2 separate regions of the Homo sapiens genome follow, and region 2 is linked to region 1. Evidence: chromatin loops called from intact Hi-C (ENCODE). Cell type or tissue: heart right ventricle. All regions are shown on one strand. Each heading gives the region's core, and the rest is flanking DNA. Links, peaks and the distances in the headings are about the cores only. Region 1 holds the start of SNORA77 (small nucleolar RNA, H/ACA box 77). Region 2 overlaps ZBED6 (zinc finger BED-type containing 6).

Region 1 (5,373 bases), core at 148-5,147:
ATTTTGGCCCAACTGCCTCATGCTCCAACAATGCGGAAAGGTAGTATACCTAAAGCTATGTAGGCAGTGAAACCAAAAAGACCTTGTAGAGAGGGGCATAGTCAAGGAAATAGAAATTGGTAGTGGAGGGCAAGGAAGACCCATAAATCTCAGCCTCCCAGGACAGAAGACTGGAAAGGAGCAAGGAGGTACTGGACTGAGGGAATCTTGGCTAGGAGAAAAGAAATCACATAGTAGAAGTGGTTGATCCTGAAGAAAAACAAAGCAAAGACAGGTTATTTTGGAAAGAGCAGACCCAAAGGAAAGCACTGGGGGCTTTAGAGATGGGAGCCAAAGGCGCCAGGTTCTATGGGTACTTGGAGTCAGCAGCCTGGAGTGTGGGGTGGGGTAGGGAGTGAGCGTGGGGATTCTGGATGCCTGGATGCCACGAGGCACTTTGTGTAGGTCCCGCTGGAAATTTTCTTTCTGAGAGGAGGAACTTGAGAGAGGGAAAAGGAACCCTAGCGTTTCCCTACCTAGCCCTTTTCCACTTTTCTTTTTCTTCTTTTTTTTTTTTTTAATTCAGCTCTTCATATAACATCCCTTGTAAAAACAAAAGAATAAAAACAAACCAAAAAAGAGGGGCAGGGTAAATTTTTTTTTAAAAAAAGGAAAGGAAAGAGAGGAAAAGGAAATAAAATAAGACGATTTATTGTTTCTCCTCAGCATCCTCCTTGGTCTCCTCCTTCACTGAGAGACCTTCAAGCTTTTCTGCCACTTTTTCGGCATGATTGTTTTTGCCTGATCCTGGCCAAGCCGTCTCCTGGAGTTTCTCTTCTTGAAACTCAATGACCAAAGGAAGCCAAGTGGATGCATCCAAGCACCACCTAGACCATGGTCAGGCTGCTCAGTGACATCTGGTCACTTGCCACCACAGCTGCAGTCCAGCCTCACAGCAGAGGGGACCAAGCCCTCTGAGAGACAAACCAAGGACCACTGTAAAGCACCTTCTGGTGAGCTCCAGGCAGTGCCCGGACTCCAATGCCTGCCCAATTGGATGTGAGGCCAGCAACACGGAGAAGTGCTCAGGGCTCCCCAGGAAGCACCTGTGTCCCCAGGGAGCTGCATCGCCCTGGATAGGTGAGGCAGCCACAGCACCCTGGAATGTTTCTCTGGCAGACAGAAAAAGCACCTGCCTGGAAGTACAGTCAGGTGCATAGTGAGTCTGCAATCCACTTTTCTTCTTCTTTTTTTTTTTTTTTTTTGAGACAGAGTCTTGCCTTGTTGCCCAGGCTGGTGTGTAATGGCGCGATCTCAGCTCACTGCAACCTCAGCCTTCCGGGTTCAAGCGATTCTCCTGCCTCAGCCTCCAGAGTAGCTGGGATTACAGGCGCCCACCACCACGTCCAGCTAATTTTTGTATTTTTGGCAGAGCCAAGGTTTCACTATGTTGGCCAGGCTGGTCTCGAACTCCTGACTTTATGATCTGCCAGCCTCGGCCTCCCAAAGTGCTGGGATTACAGGCGTGAGCCACCGCACCCGGCCTCTTTTCCACTTTTCTATTTGTTGTCTTGCCTATAGGGGATAAGTTCCTACCAGGTATATAGTTTAGAATATTCACTCCATCTATCTCTCCTATACACTAACGAGGTGGGATTGACTGGGGAACTTCTTTTCTTTCTCTTTTTTTTTTGAGACAACTCTCAATCTGTCACCCAGGCTGGAGTGCAATGGTGTGGTCTCAGCTCACTGCAACCTCCGCCTCCTGGGTTCAAGCGATTTTCCTGCCTCAGCCTCCCAAGTAGCTGGGACTACAGGCATGTGCCACCATGCCTGGCTTGTATTTTTAGTAGAGACGGGGTTTCACCTAAGGCAGGGGATCCACCTGCCTTGGCCTCCCAAAGTGCTGGATTACAGGTGAGAACCACCGCGCCCAGTCTTTTTTTTTTTGTGAGACAGAGTTTAGCTCTCGTTGGCCAGGCTGGAGTGCAATGGCGCAATCTCAGCTCACTACAACCTCTGCCTCCCGGGTTCAAGTAATTCTTCTGCCTCAGCCTCCCGAGTAGCTGGGATTACAGGCATGTGCCACTACGCCCGGCTAATTTTGGATTTTTAGTAGAGACGCGGTTTCTCCATGTTGGTCAGGCTGGTCTTGAACTCCCGACCTCAGGTGATCCACCCACCTTGGCCTCCCAAAGTGCTGGGATTACAGGCGTGAGCCACCATGCCTGGCCGACTGGGGAACTTTCTAAAACATTTGCAAGGCCAGTTTTAGACAGTGAAACTTATTTTGAAGATCTCTAGCCAATCAGCAGAGAGAAATACGCCTGTTTTCTGGAGACCACCCTTGAGATCTTGGAATTTACAGTGTTTTTGAAATGGAAAATCTCAGGATTAAAACAATAAAGCTATGGGGGGTGAGAGCAGGGGAAGACAGAATTATCAATGCTTAGATCAGCGCATTCACCCAGGAGAAAGTAGTTACAATTGATGCATGGAAAGTGGAAAAAATAAAAGTTATTGTGGGGCTATAGACAGGGGACATAAGAGCAGCAGGGGTGGCTTCTATCCCATTTCAGAAATTGCAAGAAGGGAAGAGGCTTGAAGAAATTATTGCTTCCTCCTTGTCAGGAAGCAAGTCTGAATCCTGCAAAAGATGCTCAGACATCAAGAGACTATTGTCATTTTTACACATGAAACCATCAGATTCCCCACCATGGCCTTACACTTTGAATGGGGGAGATATAACAAGGTGAGTTTCTTTTACAAAGACCCTTCCAGATAGCATCTATTCCTATAATGGCAGTGTGAGGAAGCTATATTAAGTGAATGCTGGGTATGTTGGCATATTGATATTGTCTAACTCCTTCCTTCTGAAGGGTAGGGAAAAACTGAGCATTTCCCACCCTGGGGTCAGGTCTAGTGCTTGCAAGAGACCTTATGCTGAAGCTTGCCCATTTGATAGAGGGTGGCAGGCTGGGCTTTAGGGTCAACCCAGAGCTAAAGGACTATGCTAATAGTGTCCCATGGTCTAGGTCATTTGACTCCTCTCCTCTCAGAGGACCCCACACAGATCCTTTTGCGTGTCTGTCCTGAAGCTGAGGATCTAGGGCTGCCCATCAGTAGTGAGCCTTTGGAAGGGAAGAGATGCTGGCCGACAAGAACTGCTACCCTCCCAACACCTTCCAAGATGGGAAGCTGCTTCTCCCAAGGGAAGGACAGACCACTATCAGAGTACCTGAGTCTGGATACGGTTCAGGCCCCGGAACCAGAGGATCTGGCCTCGGCGCAGCTCCATCTCAGCATGGTCAATCTCATCCAGTCCCTCGGCATCCTTGGTGATCTCCTCTTTGGTGGTGCCATGCCCAGCCTCCTTCAGGAACTTCAGGGATCGGGTAGGTATTGCGGAGATGAACTGAAAACAAGCGCAGCGAAGAGGAAGACGTCAGAATCAGCGTGAGAAGAGCTGTCAGTCAACTTACATGAGCCAGGCCCTTGGGCAGGTTACTCTTTGCCCTACCACCCTTCCCACTGGAAGAGCAGTGGGCAGAAGCACCAATCCATCCAGGCAAGCATTCTCCAAGTGCCCACCAGCGGTCAGGCTTTTAGGAAGGTTTTCTGTATTTATGGACACACACAAAAGAGAGCTTCTATTCTAGTAATTGACCAGCCATCTGCCTGGTCATATACTTCATTTTCCTCTTTCTGTCTCATTTCTTCTGTTCCATTTTGCAATCTGTCTTTTAAGGTTAACAGAACTATACAGCATGGTACGCAGTAGGAAGAAACAGAGACCAGGACCTGGGGGAAAAGAGTTTGGGGAGAAGATGGTGATATTGCCTATGTATAGGCAAGGGGTTGAGAAGGGTATTGGAAATGAATGACCCCTTTCTTAGTTGCCACATGCAAAGTAGTTTCTGTGTTACAAACTCTTGTGAAAGGATACCAAAAGTTTTCTTGGGCTTGAGGTGAGGAAGTGGATGGGACAGTCCATAGAAGAGGGGTCACATGAGTATTATCAGAAGACAAGGAGCAGTACATAGGGTTTGAAATTTGAAATAAATTTCCCGGTGAGCTCAGCACCTGTCAGTCAGTTCTTTCCGGACAAGATAAGGAGTAGCCAGGGCTCATGTGGGGAAGAGGGACTGTATGGGCAATCTGATATGGAGTCAAGGGTTTTGAAATGGGAAGAATGCCAGAGCTCTGCCTCTGAATGTGGAAAAAGCTGTTGTGATACAGAAGGAAGGCTGCTGTCTGGCAGCAAGGCCACATGGCCACATGTGAGGCAAGAGCCAGAACAGAGTTTCAAACAACAGGTTTAACAACCAAGCTTTACCAAAGCATAAAACTGCTTTAGGAACCCATTGGTAAAAAAAAAAAAAAAGAAATCTTCACCAAACAGAACAGGGTGGAGGGAATTGGGTCAGACATTAATTAGGGAGGGCTGGGTGCAGCGGTTCATGCCTGTAATCCCAGCACTTCGGGAGGCCGAGGCAGGAGGATTGCTTGAGCCCAGGACTTTGAGATCAGCCTGGCAACATAGTGAGACCCCAATCTCTTTATTTTTTGTTTTTCGACATAGAGTCTCACTCTTGTCATCCAGGCTGGAGTGCAGTGCCGTGATCTCAGCTCATTGCACTCCGCCTCCCGGGTTCAAGCAATTCTGCTTCAGCCTCCCAAGTAGCTGGGATTACAGGCATGTGTCACCATGCCCGGCCAATTTTTTTTTTTTTTTTTTGTATTTTTAGTAGAGACAGGGTTTCACCATGTTGGCCAGGCTGGTCTCGAACTCCTGACCTCAGGTGATCTGCTCGACTCAGCCTCCCAAAGTGTTGGGATTATAGGTGTGAGCCACTGCGCCTGGCCTGAGACCCCCATCTCTTAAAAAAAAAAAAAAAAAAAAAAGAAAAGAAAAGAAAAGAAAAAGAAATTATTCAGGGAGGCATCTAGGTATGAAATAAATAACTAGCAGGTTTAGGGGAGAAGGCCTGCAGCTCCAGAAATGGCTCTTTGAGGCCAGTTAGGGCAAAGTGTCCATTACCTGGGTGGCTGGACACTAAGGGATTATCTGCAGAGACCTGGGGTCTGTAAAGAGAGGTATAGCCCAGGCCAGAGCTGAGGATGAGGGAGGTTTGTAAAGTGGTATTAAGGAAGAAGTGAAACTATTAGACTTAATGATACTATTATAATCGTAATAGTTTAAAATTTGATTATTTATAAGGAATAAGACATTATTCATTACTGTATAGTAACTGATTCACTAATTAACAATGACCTTGTTTTCCTAAGCTGAAGACACTGAGACACAGATTGGTTATGTAACTTGCCCAAGATGATTCAGCTTATAAAAAGGAGAGCTGAGGCTGGGCACGGTGGCTCAGGCCTGTAATCCTA
Region 2 (5,373 bases), core at 70-5,069, 110 kb before region 1:
TGTCATAATTACATACACACACAAAGTATGTAAGAACACAGGTACCTTTCTTTGGTGTTTTGTCAATGTTAGTTTCTGGAGCTTCAACTTTCTTCCCTAGCCTCTGTGCCAGGCTACGCTTTAATGGAGGATCACTGTCACCGCCTATAAAGAGGGAGAACTTAGTTTAAGATTTCAAGTCAATCTTCAGCAAGGACAAGAAATACAAACAAAAACAGACAACATAGCATAATTCTGTTAAGTGTTCTGCATACATATGGCGTGTTTGTTCACCAGCTTCCTTAGAGTTCAATGTTAGAAACATAAAAATGTCGGAGAAAAGAGGTAAGGAAGGCAAGGTGCAGTGGCTCAGGCCTGTAATCTCAGCACTTTGGGAGGTCAAGGCAGGAGGATCACTTAAGGCCAGGAGTTCGAGACCAGCCTGGGCAACACAGCAAGACCTTGTCTCTAAAACAATTAAAATAAAAAATAGTCAGGCATGGTGGCACACACCTGTGGTCCCAGCTACTTAGGAGGCTGAAGCAGAAGGATCACTTGAGCCCAGGAGGTAGAAAGGCTACAGTGAGCTATGATCATAATACTGAGCTATGATCATAATACTACACTCCTGCCTGGGCGATACAGCAAGGCCCCATTCTCAAGAAAAAAAAAAAAAGAGAGACAAGGGAAAGAACAAAAAATTAGAATACACAAACATTTACCAAATAAATTAACTGACAAACCTACAAATGAAAGGTCATAAACCCTGGTTGAGATTAAAGTTCAGAATTAGAAATGTGAAAAATCTTCATGTACAAAAGAACCCTTTTTTTTTTTTTTGAGACAGGATCTCACTCTGTCACCCAGGCTGGAGTGCAGTGGTGCAATCTCAGCTCACTGCAACCTCCACCTCCTAGGCTCAAGCGATCCTCCCACCTCAGCCTCCCAAGTAGCTGGACTATAGGCACATGCCATGCCTGGTTAATTTTTGTATTTTTAGTAGAGACAAGGGTTTGCCATGTTGCCCAGGCTGGTCTTGAACTCCTGAGCTCAGGTGATCTGCCCACTTCAGCCTCCAAATGCTAGGATTACAGCACTATGCCAGGCCCCCCCAAAAATCTTAACTGGTCAGCTGCTGAATTAAGTAAATGCATACAGGATGAGGAAGACAGGTTAAGAATTATTAAATTTTAAGTTTTTTAGTATGAAGACTTTAAGAGCCACATAACCCCTCTCTCTCCAATTCTAGAAAAGAAATCTAAGGTTCTGAAATATTCTGTATCTTACCCAAGTCATCAACTAGTTAGTGATACAGCCAAGACCTAAATCAAGTTTCCTAATTCTAGCTGCTTTCTGAGACGGAGTCTCATTCTTTCGCCCAGGCTGGAGTGCAGTGGGAAGATCTCAGCTCACTGCCACCTCCACCTCCCGGGTTCAAGCGATTCTCCTACCTCAGCCTCCCGAGTAGCTGGAATTACAGGCGCATGCCACCATGCCTGGCTGATTTTTGTATTTTTAGTAGACTTTTTTGTAGTAGAGATGTTTGTATTTTTAGTAGTTTCACCATGTTGATCAGGCCGGTCTCGAACTCCTGACCTTGTGATCCACCTGCCTCAGCCTCTCAAAGTGCTGGGATTACAGGCGTAAGCTACCGCGCCCAGCCTTCTAGTTTTATTACACTGTTCAATACAAGTTGTTTAAAAGTCACCAGTTTTTAAAAACGGTTTTTTAGATTACTTGACTGAAGTTACATTGTTTGCAAGGTATCAAAGCTTCAAAAGACCCTACACAGAGTATGATTGTTTCTCTCCCCTCATTTATAATTTAAATATAAAACCATCACAAAGTTTACAGGTATGCTGATGTTAAAACAGCTCATTTCTATATTTTAAGAACTTTTAATTATTATTTTTAGAGACAGGGTCTTGCTATGTTGCCCAGACTGGACTCAAACTCCTGGACTCAAGGGATCCTCTAACCTCAGCTGCCCACGCAGCTGGGATGACAGGCATGCACCACCATACCTGGCTTAGTATTATTTTTTTCTACCTAAAATTTCTAGATCAGCTTTATCCAAGCTGAAAGTCCTATTAATTTGGAACCCTGGTTTGGTTTGTACTCTAAATACATGCTGAGATATTAAAATACTGCTCTTAGCTCTCCCCACCATCTTGGATCCTGTGGAGGCCTCCTGGGAACAGGACTTCTTAAAGGAAGTATGTCTGGAAGGCTGTGGTCCAAGGGCATTTTTGCTGGCTATAAGTGGGGTCTCCGGAAAAAAAGGGAGCACATAGCTTTTCTTAAAATTGAAGGTGTTTATGCCCCAGATGAAACAAAATTCTATTTGGGCAAGAGATGTGCTTATGTATACAAAGCAAAGGACAACACAGTGACTCCTGGTGGCAAACCAAACAAAACCAGAGTCATCTGGGGAAAGGTAACTCAAGCCCATGGAAACAGTGGTGTGGTTCATGCCAAATTCCAAAGCAATCTTCCTGCTAATGCTATTGGACACAGAATCTGAGTGACGCTGTACACCACAAGGGTTTAAGCTAATGAAAAGTCAGTAAAAGTGGATTTGCGCTATTGTAAATAAATAAATAAACAAAAATAAAATACTGCTCTTAAAATCTAGAACTGTTATTGTTTCTTGATTTACAGCTAGAAGAGATTTCTAAAGACTGCCTCATTTCTGTCTCTTCTAAGCTTTTTTCGTAAATGACTGTATAACGTGTAATGTATTCATCTGACTATAACCTTAGGCAAGTTATTTAACCCTTCCTGAGTTTGAGCTCAGTGCAGAAAATATTTACTGATATCAAGTGCCAAGCATTGTGCATGGTTTACTCATGGTTGCCAAGGATTCGATGAGAATTTACATAATGTTCTTTGATATACAGCAAAGCCACAGCAAATATTAATTTCATTCATGGGCATTATCTCATCGCTGAAAGTTTTTTATTACTTAGAGCGTAAAGTGCATAACTGATTCAACAATACATTCCCATCTCTCACTGTCTGAAACTTTGAAATGTGACTAAGTTCAGAACGGTTCTGAAGATAGGGTAGTGAGAACTGCATCAAAGACAACACAAAATAGAGATAGATAAGGTTTCCTTTTTAGGACATTTAAAACAGTATGAAGAAAATTCTGAAGTCAGAAAAAATTTTCAAAATAATTTTTTGAAGGCCAGAGCAGTGGCTCATGCCTATAATCCCAGCACTTTGGGAGGCAGAGGCGGGTGGATCACCTGAGGGCAGGAGTTCGAGACCAGCCTGGCCAACATGGTGGAAACCCCATCTCTACTAAAAATACAAAAATTAGCCAGGGGTAGTGCCTGTAATCCCAGCTACTTGAGAGGCTGAGGCAGGAGAATCACTTGAACCCAGGAGGTGGAGGTTGCAGTGAGCTGAGATTGTGCCAGTGCACGCCAGCGTGGGCGACAGAGCAAGACTCTCGTTTCAAATGATAATAATAATTTTTTGGAGTCAGACACGTTAGGGTAGTTATACAACAATTTACTAATATGGTAAAGTACTCCCCCAAAAATAAAATAGCAGCCAAGCATGGTATCTCATGCCTGTAATTGCAGTACTTTGGGAGGCCAAGGCCGACAGATCACTTGAGCCCAGGAGTTGGAGACCAGCCTGGGCAACATGGTGAAACCCTATCACTATAAAAAATACAAAAATTAGCCAGGTATGGTGGTGTAGGCCTATGGTCCCAGTTACTTGAGAGGCTGGGGCAGGAGGATCACTTGAGTCCAGGAGGTGGAGGTTGCAGTGAGCTGAGATTGCACCACTGCACTCCAGCCTGGGTAACAAAACAAGACTCTTGTCTCTAAATAAATAAATAAATAAGCAAGCACCAATAGACTCAAGGACTCAAATTTTATATATACATACTTTCTTCTTTCTTCTTAGGGATTCCTGTATTCTAAGAGACACACATTATATTAACCAATCATTTTTCTCGCCTCTAAAAACTCACATTTAAATTTGTTCAGAGAAATAGAGGTGTTCTTTACCATTTTTAAAATCTAGTTCCTTCCAAAACGCTGGTCATGGTCATAATCTAGTTCAATTGTAACACTTTAAATCTCTGTATCTTCAATAAAAGGTATAATGCACTCATGAAAACATGAGGAATTTATAAGTGCTTTCAGCCAATACAGGGGCACCAATAACAAAGATCTGTATAAAAAGAGTTTGGAGAAGCTATCATGTTAATGCACAAACAAGTAGAAAAGAAAAGATATACACAAAACTTATCTTACCTGCTGAAAATTTTCGTTTCCCCAGTCTCTCAGTAAGACTCAATCTAACCAAGGGTTCTTCTCCTGAAATGGCAAAAGCAGAATTTCTCTATCCTTAGTCAATTTTTCTGTATTCAGTAACTACTAATGGGTACAAAGTATGTTCTGATATTAGTGTAAATCCACCCAGAAAGTCTCTTGAAAATCAGGTCTCAGTCTTAAGGAAGGCCATTATATCAAAAAAAAAAAAAAAAAACCCAAACCTATTAATAATAAACAGCCAAACATACAGCCTAAACAGAAGCAATAGCATAGTACTAATTATTATTATTATTTTGATAATAATAATAGACTCTTGCTCTGTCACTCAGGCTGGAGTGCAGTGGTGCCATCTTGGCTCATTGCAACTTCCACCTCCTGGGTTCAAGCAATTCTCCTGTCTCAGCCTCCCAAGTAGCTGGGACTACTGCGCACACTACCACACCTGGTGTTTTTTTTTTTTTTTTTTTTGAGACAGAGTCTCACTCTGTCGCCCAGGCTAGAGTGCAGTGGCCCGATCTCGGCTCACTGCAACCTCCACCTCCCGGGTTCAAGCGATTCTCCTGCCTCAGCCTGAGTAGCTGGGATTACAGGCGTGCACCACCATGCCCAGCTAAATTTTGTATTTTTAGTAGAGACAAGGTTTCACCGCGTTGGTCGGGCTGGTCTCGAATTTCTGACCTTGTGATCTGCCCGCCTCGGCCTCCCAAAGTGCCGGGATTACAGGCGTGAGCCACCACACCCAGCCTAATTTTTGTATTTTTAGTAGAGACAGGGTTTCACCATGTTGGCCAGGCTGGTCTTGAACTCCTGGCCTCAAGCGATCCGCCCGCCTCAGCCTCCCAAAGTGCTGGGATTATACATGTAAGCCACTGCGCACAGCCTAGAATAGTACTAATTATTAATAGCAGTCGAGTATAAGACAGATTGTATTCTTAACCAATTGGTTATAAAGCTGAAACTATCCTTTTGCTTATGCACTTTGATATGTTGAATGAAACTGTACTCTACTCCGATGTTAACTGTCCAATATAACTATCTCTGATCACCTCAGGAAGAAGTGAGCTCTCTTTCTTCTAATTCTTTGTTGTTTGAATTG

What was found. Peaks named below come from ENCODE experiments on the same cell type or tissue, not always from the same donor. Only the 100,000 strongest peaks of a DNase experiment are listed, where the experiment ranks them.
Region 2: a loop joins it to region 1, with 2.5 times the contacts of the local background. A loop is called at or near these places in 8 of 110 quality-filtered maps.

What each region holds. Positions count from the first base shown.
Region 1 is chr1:203,725,416-203,730,788 of GRCh38, reverse strand. It overlaps ATP2B4 (ATPase plasma membrane Ca2+ transporting 4), which reads right to left. Exons shown (of 21, transcript NM_001684.5): 20 at 3,218-3,394. It overlaps SNORA77 (small nucleolar RNA, H/ACA box 77), which reads right to left and starts at 1,208; the gene lies at 1,084-1,208. LINC00260 (long intergenic non-protein coding RNA 260) reads right to left here and starts at 212. Exons shown (of 1, transcript NR_046213.1): 1 at 1-212. In heart right ventricle, for the core only: no CTCF peak of the experiment used is centred there; a DNase peak (open chromatin) is centred at 3,269.
Region 2 is chr1:203,832,737-203,838,109 of GRCh38, reverse strand. ZBED6 (zinc finger BED-type containing 6) reads right to left here. Exons shown (of 17, transcript NM_001395895.1): 9 at 4,257-4,319; 10 at 46-144. ZC3H11A (zinc finger CCCH-type containing 11A) reads right to left here. Exons shown (of 18, transcript NM_001376342.1): 10 at 4,257-4,319; 11 at 46-144. It also overlaps the pseudogene RPL35AP5. Among named protein-coding and RNA genes, the nearest start is that of SNRPE, 26 kb to the left of the region's middle. In heart right ventricle, for the core only: no CTCF peak of the experiment used is centred there; no DNase peak of the experiment used is centred there.